Regions from separate parts of the Mus musculus genome. Here region 2 is linked to region 1. A link is a loop called in an ENCODE intact Hi-C map of the cell type or tissue named here. Cell type or tissue: gastrocnemius. All regions are shown on one strand. Each heading gives the region's core, and the rest is flanking DNA. Links, peaks and the distances in the headings are about the cores only.

What was found. Peaks named below come from ENCODE experiments on the same cell type or tissue, not always from the same donor. Only the 100,000 strongest peaks of a DNase experiment are listed, where the experiment ranks them.
Region 2: a loop joins it to region 1, with 5 times the contacts of the local background. A loop is called at or near these places in 3 of 42 quality-filtered maps.

Annotation. Positions count from the first base shown.
Region 1 is chr11:11,890,998-11,896,383 of GRCm38, reverse strand. All of the region lies in intron 1 of Ddc (dopa decarboxylase), which reads left to right. Among named protein-coding and RNA genes, the nearest start is that of Ddc, 4.5 kb to the left of the region's middle. In gastrocnemius, for the core only: a CTCF peak has its summit at 2,829; no DNase peak of the experiment used is centred there; H3K4me3 peaks cover 1,209 bases; H3K27ac peaks cover 2,158 bases.
Region 2 is chr11:11,962,371-11,967,756 of GRCm38, reverse strand. It overlaps Grb10 (growth factor receptor bound protein 10), which reads left to right. Exons shown (of 17, transcript NM_010345.4): 4 at 72-225. LOC102631979 (a long non-coding RNA gene) reads left to right here and starts at 232. Exons shown (of 2, transcript XR_381046.3): 1 at 232-3,204; 2 at 3,241-5,386. RefSeq lists an enhancer at 5,136-5,386. In gastrocnemius, for the core only: no CTCF peak of the experiment used is centred there; a DNase peak (open chromatin) is centred at 4,982; H3K4me3 peaks cover 640 bases; H3K27ac peaks cover 5,000 bases.

The DNA of each region.
Region 1 (5,386 bases), core at 144-5,143:
AAAAAAAAAAAAAAATCAGCTGGACGTGGTGGCAATCTGGAGGCAAAGGCAGGCAGATTTCTGAGTTTGAGGCCAGCCTGGTCTACAAAGTGAGCTCCAGGACAGCCAGGGCTATACAGAGAAACCCTGTCTCAAAAAAAAAAAACAAAAAACAAAAAACAAAAAACAAAAACAAAAACAAAACAAAAAATCAATAAATATTTTTTTAAAGTGGCCTGTTTGGCTTTCAACAGATAGTGCTTCCCATACCTGTGAATCATGTCTAGATATTATATAATACAGTGTGAACAGTTGTTAGTACTCTATAGTAGCCAGAATTTGCTATTTTGTGGGTTCTTTTTCTTCTACCCTTCTTCACCCTTTCCCCACCATTTCAGCTCCCGAATACTAGACAAGATAGAAAAAAGGATAGAAGGGAAAGGGGCAACCATAGGTCAACATACTACCTCTAACTGATTAGCTGGGTTGAGCTCCTTGGGGAAAGTTTGATCTTTGCCCTCAGGATATCTAATTTCTTCCTGTTGTTTCTTCTTTGTACATGAATAAACTGTGAACTATCAAAACCAACCAACAAACAACAACCTACCCTACCAGCAGAGCCCTAACATGTACATACCTTCTGAAAAGTCCCCACAATTCCAAATGTCACACAATCCTAGAAACTATCTGCCGCTAGCAAAAATCACACTTCTGCTTAAAACAGGAAGCAAACCTTAGCTGCTGTGAACAAGCTGATAGCCTATATCTAAGATTAAAACAAAAACATATTCTTATAATATTTCTGTGTTATTTTAAAGAAACCAAAATTCTAAAATTGCCACTAGACTTGCTGTTGAGGTTTGATCTTTTGATAAGTTTTGTAATGATAAATACTCGCCTCCAAGGCCTGGTTGCTCCTGGGAAGCAGAGAATCCACACGTGCAATGTGACCTTGCTCCCTAACTTAAAACTATTGGTTAAATAATGGTGCCGACAACCAATAGCTGGGCAGAAGAGACATAGGCAGGGTTTGGGGTTTCTGGGCTTGGGGTCTGAGGAGACCACGAGGAGAGAAAGGAAGTTGAAGAGAGGGGAGATGGGGTAAGAATGTAAAAATAATGGCCACAAGGAGTGGGTAATTGGAGCTACGAGCAGCCCAGACAAAACACAGTAAATCATATAGGGGGGTTATTGACAGGAAAATAAACATAATAGCATAGAGGATAGACATCTGCTCAGCTCTAGTGCTGATTAAGGCTTGTTATAAATTAAAGACCCGGAGTGTCGTTTATTCAAGAACTCAATACTCAAAGGTGGCTAGAAGCTCCCGATTGACATTAAGTGTTTTTCACAGTACTATACTGTTCAGGATAACGGCAAGAAGAAGCACGTGCTTGCTCAGTGAGATGTAATATTAAAAACATTTCTGACACACAGCAAATTCACAGTTGAGGATCCTCTACTCATATATGGGACCTTGCATCTAGCAAACAGAGCATCCCTGAAATCTAACCCCTTTACATCATAGTCAAGTATAAGTGAAAGAAAGAGGAAGAGACTGCGGCCCCAATATCCCATTCATGTTATCAGTGACCAAGGTTCAGGTAGATCCAACCCTTAAGCTTCCACCGCCTCCAAATAACACCATTTATGATGTGGGACTGTGGGGGGAATGGGGGGGGGGGGTGTCTGGGGCTCGTCCCATGTCCTCTGGGTCACTCCAGATCCAAACTACCTGTCAGTCATCACATCAACAGTTTTGAAATCTCCCAGGTTGATTCACTTAAGCATTTATTATAAGAAGAAGAACAGAAGAAAACCCAATACTGAATTCCCAGTTATAATTAATAGCAAAATGTTAGGAGCATTCCTTTCAATGTCAATAGGACCAGGTTACTTGCTAACTGCTTCTAATCAATATTGTCCTAAAGTAAAGGTTTTTCAATATTCTTTAGGAGTAAGAATTTTCGGGGTCAGGTGCCTGAGTAATCTGAAATTTTAGGTGTTCTGGTAGCCACATCTTAAAAAGTAAAAAGTGTATCACTATTACAAAGGAGTGAAAACAAAGACTTTTTTTCCCTTCTTCATATATAATAGTTTTCAATTATAGTTCAATTATAGTTTTACACTAGCATTGTTTTTGACGGGGAAAGGCTTCAGTTTATAAACAATCTATTTTAGCTTGTAAAATAGATTGAGCAGTTATTTGTTCAACAGCAGTGGCTGCTGTGTGTGAGAGCCCCACAGCCAGATGTATCTGGGTCCCCCATAAAGACCAGAAGAAAGTCAAATTGGCACACTCTGAGAAGGTATGACTGTTGACCTGGAAATCCACCTAAATTAATAAACATGATATTAAAACTTTAAAGATAAGTGCCAGGACAAGGGTTGCCCTATAACATGCTGACTCAACCCTATCTGTTAATCATAAACAGTTCCTTTCTCTGACTACCAACCACAAAGACATATTCACATGCCCATGAGAATCCTGAATTCCATGTCTCACAAACGCTTGTCCTGGAACATTCTGTAGACCAGGCTAGCCTCAAACTCTGAGATCCTTCTGCCTCCACTTGCCAAGTGCTGGGATTAAAGGTGTGTTCCACCACTACCCAGCTTTTTTCTTATTTTAATTTTTATTTATTTCAAAACTGCTCACCCATAGTTAGCAAGATGCTTCTCAAAGCTTCCCTCTAGTTTCTAGCTTCTGTAGTTTGAAGTACTAGTAAGAAAAAAAAAATCCAATCTGTCTATCTTTTATGGCTAGCTGAAAAAGCAAATCGTTTAGGAAATCCTTCTGCTCCAATATCATGAAAGTCATGCGTCTTGGTTTCTTTTAGAAGCTTGCCCCTACAGGTCAGAATGGAGTGAGGAGAGAATCCAGCTTTGTGTCCTTCCAAGTAGAGCACAGTTGTGGTGGCATCTAGCACCCCACCCGTTCCATTTTGGTCTGCAATGTGCACCTGTCAATTTTCCACACTGGGGCCTTTTTTTTCACCCCTTCTGGAATCTTTATTCTGCTTAAGTACACACAAGGCTATTTGCACTCCCATGCTCTTTCGTCTCTGAACTTCACTGGTCTTTCTTGGGCTTCTGCTTTTCCATTTCTATTTCAGAGTGAAACATGTGTTGGATTTTTATTACAGTGGCGCTGAGTCTGTTCACCTGTTAGAGAAGAATTCAAGTATTTATAACCCTGGCTGATCCTACTCCAAGCTGGCTTATTTCCATTTAGTCTCATCTTCCCTTGTGTCTCCCCAGAACCCGGCAGAGCTTTTGCCGGCTCTTGTTAGATCCGTTCCTCTTGGTTTGCTTCTGTTGTAAACACTGATCTGTCTGCTTCGATGTTATGCAAAAACTGTGAGTTCCCCCTCCCAGGCGCTGAAAACAGATCCCGGTACAAGATCTGGGACCTGCTGGCCTGACCTCAGTGGCTTTCCCTGTCACCCCATGTCTTTCCCTTTCTAATCTTAAAAAAAAAAAAAATCTTACATCTATGTATTCTCATTCTTGCCCGTCCAACCTGCAATTTACTCCCTGAGAAATGTCAATAAGAATTTCTACACATGAGCCTGAGACACACCCACACACTACTTTAAAGCTCAGAAGGCTCACTTTCACCAAGCACGATCCCCCTGTGATGCCTAGGTGTCCCCAACCTTTTCCCAGGCTATGCCATCACCTGCCTTATTTTGTTGACTGATTTCTTTTTTTTTAATAGAATCATTCAGGCTGGCAAGAGGGCTCAGCAGGTAAGAGCACTGACTGCTCTTCCAAAGGTCCTGAGTCCAAATCCCAGCAACCACAACTACATAGTGGCTCACGACCATCTGTAATGAGATCTGACTCCCTCTTCTGGTGTGTGTCTGAAGACAGCGACAGTGTACTTATTTATAATAATAAATAAATCTTTTAAAAAAGAAGAAGAAAAAAGAAACATTTTATATAATTTGGAGGTAGTACTTCCGTATATGTCTGCATTGAATAGTATTTAAATTAGGTTAAACATGCCTATGTCCTCAAATGTCTGTCTGCGGCTGTGTGATCTTCAGTAAGTACCCCAATCTCTCTGAGGTGTTATTTTCCCATCTGTAAATTGGTGCTGGAGACTCCTTTTCCTCATAAGAATATGGGCATATTGTTTCGGCTTCATGACAGCCTTCCCCACCTCACTGAGGCTTTCTCTAGTTTTCTAGGTTATCTGGAAGGTGTGTGTGTGTGTGTGTGTGTGTGTGTGTGTGTGTGTGTATGTGTGTGTGTGTGTTGCAAGGGGAGGTGTTGTCAGCCTCCTGCTCATTCAACAAGGCTCCCTCCCCAACCCCTGGTGATGGTCCCAGTTGCTGGGGTGCTCCATCTGTGCAGATAGACCTAATCTCCTTACCTCCTCCACTGTGCATATGGCTGCTGTTTGCAATGGTAGTGGAGGGAGCTGCCTGTGCCTGTGCTCTGTGCATTCTACTGTCCTGGAAGCCACTTCCACTGTCTCAAAGGTGCCTTTGAAGAGATCCTGCTGGGGCCACATCATGGAGAATTCCTGACTTTGGACTGTACTCCTGACTCAACTCTGAACAATGTTGTGTGTATATTATATATGCATCTGTGTTTGTGTATATGTCAGTATATGTATATGCCTGGATACATGTGCATTTTATGTGTGCATATACATGAGCACAGTGACTGCATGCATACATTTGTGTTGATGTATGTACAGACATGCATTCACATTTGTGTGTACCTGTGTGTGTGTTTCCTGTGTGCGTGTGTGTGCCTTTCTGCATATGTGTGCTCTATGTACATGAGTGTGTTCATTATCTGTTCATAGGTGTGTGTCCTCTGTGCATGGGTGGGTACCTTCTATGCATGTGTGTGTGCTCTCTACATGTGTTTATTGACTATCCATGTGTGTGCTCTCTGCATATGGATGTGTCTCTATTAATGTGTGTGTGTACTCTGCATGTGTGTGCCATCTGTTTGTGTGTGCCCCATGTACACAAGTGTGTACCCTCTATGCATATGTGTGTGCTGTTTGTGTGTGTATACTTTTTGTACATGTGTCTGCTCTCTTTGCATGTATGTATACTATGTTCATGTGTGTGTGCACTCTGTACATGGATATGACATCTATAAACGTGTGGGTACCCTCTATGCATATGTGTGCACTCTCTGTTTATGTGTATATGTTTTCTGTACATAATCTGCTCTCTCTGCATGTGTGAATACTCGGTATGTCTATGTGTGCTGTACACATGTGTGTGTTCATTCTCTATACATGTGTGCATTCTCTGTACATAACACGTTTTCTGTCAGTGTTTGTATGTATTCTCTGTGCATGTATGCCTCTGGTTCTGATAGAGGCTTCTGCATGGTGTTGCTGTTTAAAGTCAGCCCTTCTTCCACCCTTCCTTCT
Region 2 (5,386 bases), core at 242-5,241, 71 kb before region 1:
CCTTCTCTGGGGCGTAGACCCAGCAGGTGTGTGCTAGGATGGCAAACTAGTTTTTGACTCCTTCCTTATAGGCGCCTTCAGGAGGAAGACCAGCAGTTAAGAACTGCATCTCTTCCGGCCATCCCCAACCCATTTCCGGAGCTCACTGGTGCGGCCCCTGGGAGCCCTCCTTCGGTTGCTCCTAGCTCCTTACCTCCTCCTCCGAGCCAGCCACCTGCCAAGCATGTAAGTGGTCCCTGACTACAACACAATGATGCATTTCTTTGTGGAAAAAGGACAGAAGTTCTAAGATAGCCTCTTTGGGTTGATACTGAACTTTTTTTTCATGAGTTCTTTTAATGTGTTGGCCAAAATTCAATTTACTAAGTTAGGAATGTATCAGGGTAATTTTGCAAAAAAAAAAAAACAAACAAACAAACAAACAAACAAAACAAAAACAAAAAACAAAACATTAACTATGCACTTATGTATCATTTATTTATTTATTTATTTATTTATTCCTGAGGACAACATGTGTGCTATGATGCATATATATAATTAAAGAACAGCTGGGCATGGTGGCACACGCCTTTAATCCCAGCACTTGGGAGGCAGAGGCAGGTGAATTTCTGAGTTCGAGGCCAGCCTGGTCTACAGAGTGAGTTCCAGGGCAGCCAGGGCTACACAGAGAAACCATGTCTCGAAAAACAAAACAAAAAAAAAATTAAAGAACAATTTTCATAAGTCAGTTCTCTTTACACCATACGGGTCCTGGAGGATTGAACTCAGGTCCTCGGGCTTGTCACCCAAGTGTCTTTAGCCTCTCACCAGACTGAGGAATGCATCACTGTGTTCAAAGAATCTTTTGATTGTTTTGTTGTTGTTGTTGTTATTTATTGTTGTTCTTGCTGCTGCTGTTGTTTTTTAATTAATGATTTGATGTTTAAGGATGATTTTAGCTCTTTTAAAGAAGTTGTGTGACCAGGTCATCCGGGTCAATCAGCCTTTCTGCTATGGCACACCGCTGGGCCTTCCTGTGCAGGCACTCTTCAGTATGGGATACAATCAGAGCTTCCATCTTGAGGTCTTGACTTCAAATGCAGCCTGCTCAAGGCCAAAGAATGGCCACTTGACTCAGGAGATAATAACTGCCCTTTTAAAACTTGTTTCTCATTTGAAGTGGTACTATGAAGTAGAGAGCTAGTCACTGCCCCCATGTGAGAAACTCCCCAGTGACAGCCATTCAGCTTATCAGAGACATGAGCAGGGGAATCGTGGCATCTCAAACTCCCTTTAGCAGTGAGCTAGGAACAAGATGGCCCAGGGCTCAGCAGCATACCACACCCTGCCTGCTGCAGGGAGTAGAACATAGACAGTGACTTTACATGGAGGCTCTGCTCTGTGCAGCGCATGGGCTGCTGTGGTGCTCACTCACTTACTGCTGTAAGTCAGTACAGATGTCAGTCACCTACAGTAAAGTGAGGCTGGTGTCAGCATACAGTTGTGTCTGACCTAGTGTTTCGGCCTAGAGTCCTCACAGGCTTCCTGCTACCTTAGCTGCCTCTTTAAAACTTGCAATTTAGAAGATTCTGTGTTTTCCCACTAGACCCATTTTTTTCCACTTGCCCACCTCTGCTGTTCTCTAACACGGCGGAGCCAGCCAGTCCCATTCTCTGCAGTCTAGTGGCATACAGCACCAGGCTCTCCAGCAGTAGGCTTTTTTCTAATACTCTGCTGGCTTTGGAACACTGCTCCCCATGAGTGCCTCTCGAGCCGCCCGAATTACAGCACTGTCAGACTTAGAAGGTGAGGTCAGTGTCCCTTGTCTCGGAGCCAGCACTGTCCTGGCTTCTGCACAGGGTCACATGCTGAAGTGCATCTGGGCTGTCTACCTCCCTGGTGACCTTCTGCCTTGAGTAAGGATCCTGATGATCGTGCATGGTTTGTCCCCGAGGTTGTTTACAAGTTTCCTGTCCTGAAGTAGACCACAAAAGTACTGTCTGGCCCTCGCCTTGGCTAGCAAGAAAATGAGCCTCCTCCCCACCGATTGTCCAAATTTGTAAGAATAAGGAAACCCGGGAATTTTGCCTGCTCGTGTTTTTCTTGGGATCAGAGTTGGCTCTTCATGAGAACAGTGCACTGGCGTGTTTGTCGTCAGATTCCTCAAGCCAACTGGGACCAGTGAGAGCAGGGAAGGTGTTTCTCACTTGTGGAAGGCTGCTGTTCTTTGTGGCTGTTTTTAGTTTTATTGTGTATTTATTCTTTGATAACATCATACATGTAAATTATATATTCTGATCAATATCTATTTATTTAGTGGGGGGCACACATGCAGTACAGTGAGTATGGACATCAAAGGGCAATTAATTAAGGACTCAGTTCTCTTCTCTCATATAGATCCATGGCTCAAATCAGAGTAGTACCCAGGTGCTCAGATATGCAGAGCCATCTCACCAGCCTTTTTGGTTTTGTTCTGATCCACTGAGTTTTACTGAGGGTCAAGGTTATTTACCAAGCATGAGCAACTTATTAATGGCTACACCACTGAAGAAAGTCATCCCGTACAGGGGCTATGCCGATAGTGTAAAGTGAGCTAAATCCCGCTTGCTACCATCCAACAAACACTGCCCTGAGTACAGTTTGTCTGGAGGTCTGTGTACTCAGCAGCCTGGTGGGACAGCCTTAATTGGGAAGGGTGTGAGGGACCCCATTTCACTGAGGACTGACATAGTTACACATGACAATGGCACTAAAATGGCTACCGGTTGTATGCATTTCCAAGTTGTCTCAGCCACTGTCAGGATATATTTAGCTGCAGAAAACCAAACCTGGCTGGCTTCCTTCATGAGGACACTTAACTTTCATGGAGTAGGATATCTGGGGCAGAAAGCAGAAGCTGCCCTGACCTTGTTCCCTGTTGTGGAACTTAGACACTATCTCTGTAGGCAGAGCAAGTGTGACCAAAGTTGGGCCTGTCATTAAACACAACCTTTCCACCTCAGTAGGCGAACCAGGGGCTTGAACACATGCAGTGGTGACAAGGGAAACTGAGGTCCTATCTGGAGTATGCTGACACACCAGACATAGCACCAGACATAGCCATTGCTGACTTGTACTGTTCAAGGGCAGAGCTTCTAAGACATTGGGGGGATCAAGGGAACTCGGGAGAGGAGGTCTGATTCATGCTAGGTAGTGCTATAGGAGAGGAGGTCTGATTCATGCTAGGTAGTGCTATAGGAGAGGAGGTCTGATTCATGCTAGGTAGTGCTGTAGATGGGACCTTTTCTGAATTCATAACAAGCTCAGCAATGGCAGACCACACATTGACTCCTTAGAGCATGTTTTTCCCTTTGCTATTTAAACACAATTACTCTCATAATTTTTTGTGCCCCATCATTAATGGTGCATAAATACTGCCTCAACTCCAAACAGTTCTTTTCTCTTTGCTTCATTTTAAACATTAATTTTCTGGAACTGAATTGATGGCCTTAAGCAGGATTCTACTTCTGCGCTTACTGATGACCTCCGGGGTCTGCCTAGGCTTAACCTGCTCTTCTGTGAATGCACTGCCACTCGAGACCTCTGTATAGTGGGAAAATCTAATCCCGGCTACTATGTGCAGAGTAGACTCTCCTCTGCCCGAAGGCCTCAGCCATACATTTACTAGTCCTCCTGCTTTCGGTGCCTTCACAGCTAGGTGTGTCATCTTTTCTGCTGCCTTTTGAGATCTGAAGTATGGAGACCTAGATCTAGCCGAGGTTTAACTTGAGTTCTGGGATCCCAGCTTGAGGCAAATTGTGGCTGTTTAGAGAAGTCCCTGGACTGTAGCTAGAAATGAGACGGGGATGCCCAGTGAGACAGAGACAATGCCAGTATCCCGTGACAGCCCAGCGTAAGATATATCAGCTCATCCTGTGTCAAAAGATAAAACCCTCTGCTTGGCACCACCCCTTTCTCCTCTGACCTCCTACTCACTCACATCTCTCCAGGGAGGCCCTGCCTGGTTGCCTGTCTCCTCTGTAAGAGGCAAGCCCAGTGTGTAGAGGGTGAGCCCAGGCTCATGCAGTAAGGCAGGGCTGGTGGCCCCTTCAGAGCAGCAGCATCTCAGTTCCCTATCTGTCTGAGGAGGCTGGTGTCACTGACCCTAGCCTCTCAGACCAGTGGTGACATTAATTCAGCACATAGGAAAATGTAGGCACAGTGCAGCTGCTTCCTATATTTGATACAAGACCTAACGCCACAGCTGCCACTGTGGGTGCTTATTTTACCCTCTTCTCTTGTGGAATAGAACAGACCACCAGAGACTTGCTCAAACAGCAGCCAAGACCCAAGAAGGGCAAGGCCACTTTGCAGAGTCAGTAACTAAAATGTCAAAAGAATAGAATCTGTATCTGAGATCACTCACATGTAAGACCTTTGTTGAAGCAAGGTGCCACAGCAAATCCCAAGTAGCAGAACACCCCTGAGGAAACTGAACATTCGTATACCATCTCATTAGGAGTACCCTTGTGAGTTTTCCAAAAGCAGCCAGGCAAAACCACTAGCTTGGGCTGGGGGTATAGTTCTGTGGTGCAGCATTTGTCTAGCAAGTACAAGGCTGTAGGTTAGGAAACATGTTTATTCCATAGTTTGGGAAATTTTGCATTTTCCCCCACGTTCTTGGGAATTCACATTTCCTACTTGATCTTAGAAGACCTGAAAAAGTGAACAAAGAAAACTCAAATTAATCTAGAAATTTTTGAAGGAATTAAAAAAACTTTACATATTTTAAGTATTTATTAGATATTACATATTATAAAAATACATAAAAACAGTTCCCACTGAGCCTACTTTGAATATGGTGCTAAATTGCCCAAGATAAAAGTGAAGGCTGCCCCTGACTGTCACAGTTGATTGGTGGTGTTACTAAGTGCTCAGAGCCCCGAGCATTACAGCCTCTGGAGCCAGAGCATAATCCTCTTGCTTGGACGACGTGACAGTACCTTCATGTCTCTGTTCAACTCTGAACAAATGATGCAATCACAGCAGGGAGTCGTGACCTAGAGCCGACCATGTGCTTGGCTAAAAATGAGACAGGAAACCATCCCAGGAATCTCATGTGAAATCCCAGCCTAGTGTTTCTCTACACTATAAATATCTTATATAAATTCTATAAATTTGAGACGCCTAGCTGATTACTATAGCCTCAGATCTCTCTTATCTTGAAAAAGTACTGCAAACATGAACCTTTAAATTTTATCTTGTAGAAAGAACCACCAGCCTTTAGCTACAAGGAATGAGTCTGTGCCTTCCCTGCACATGGACCAAGGTGATAAGATCCTTCTGCAGAGTCAGTGACCAGCAAGGGGAAGGGCTTATTTTTTGAATATTGATGATTCAAAAAAAAAAAAAAAGCCTCTGACTTTGC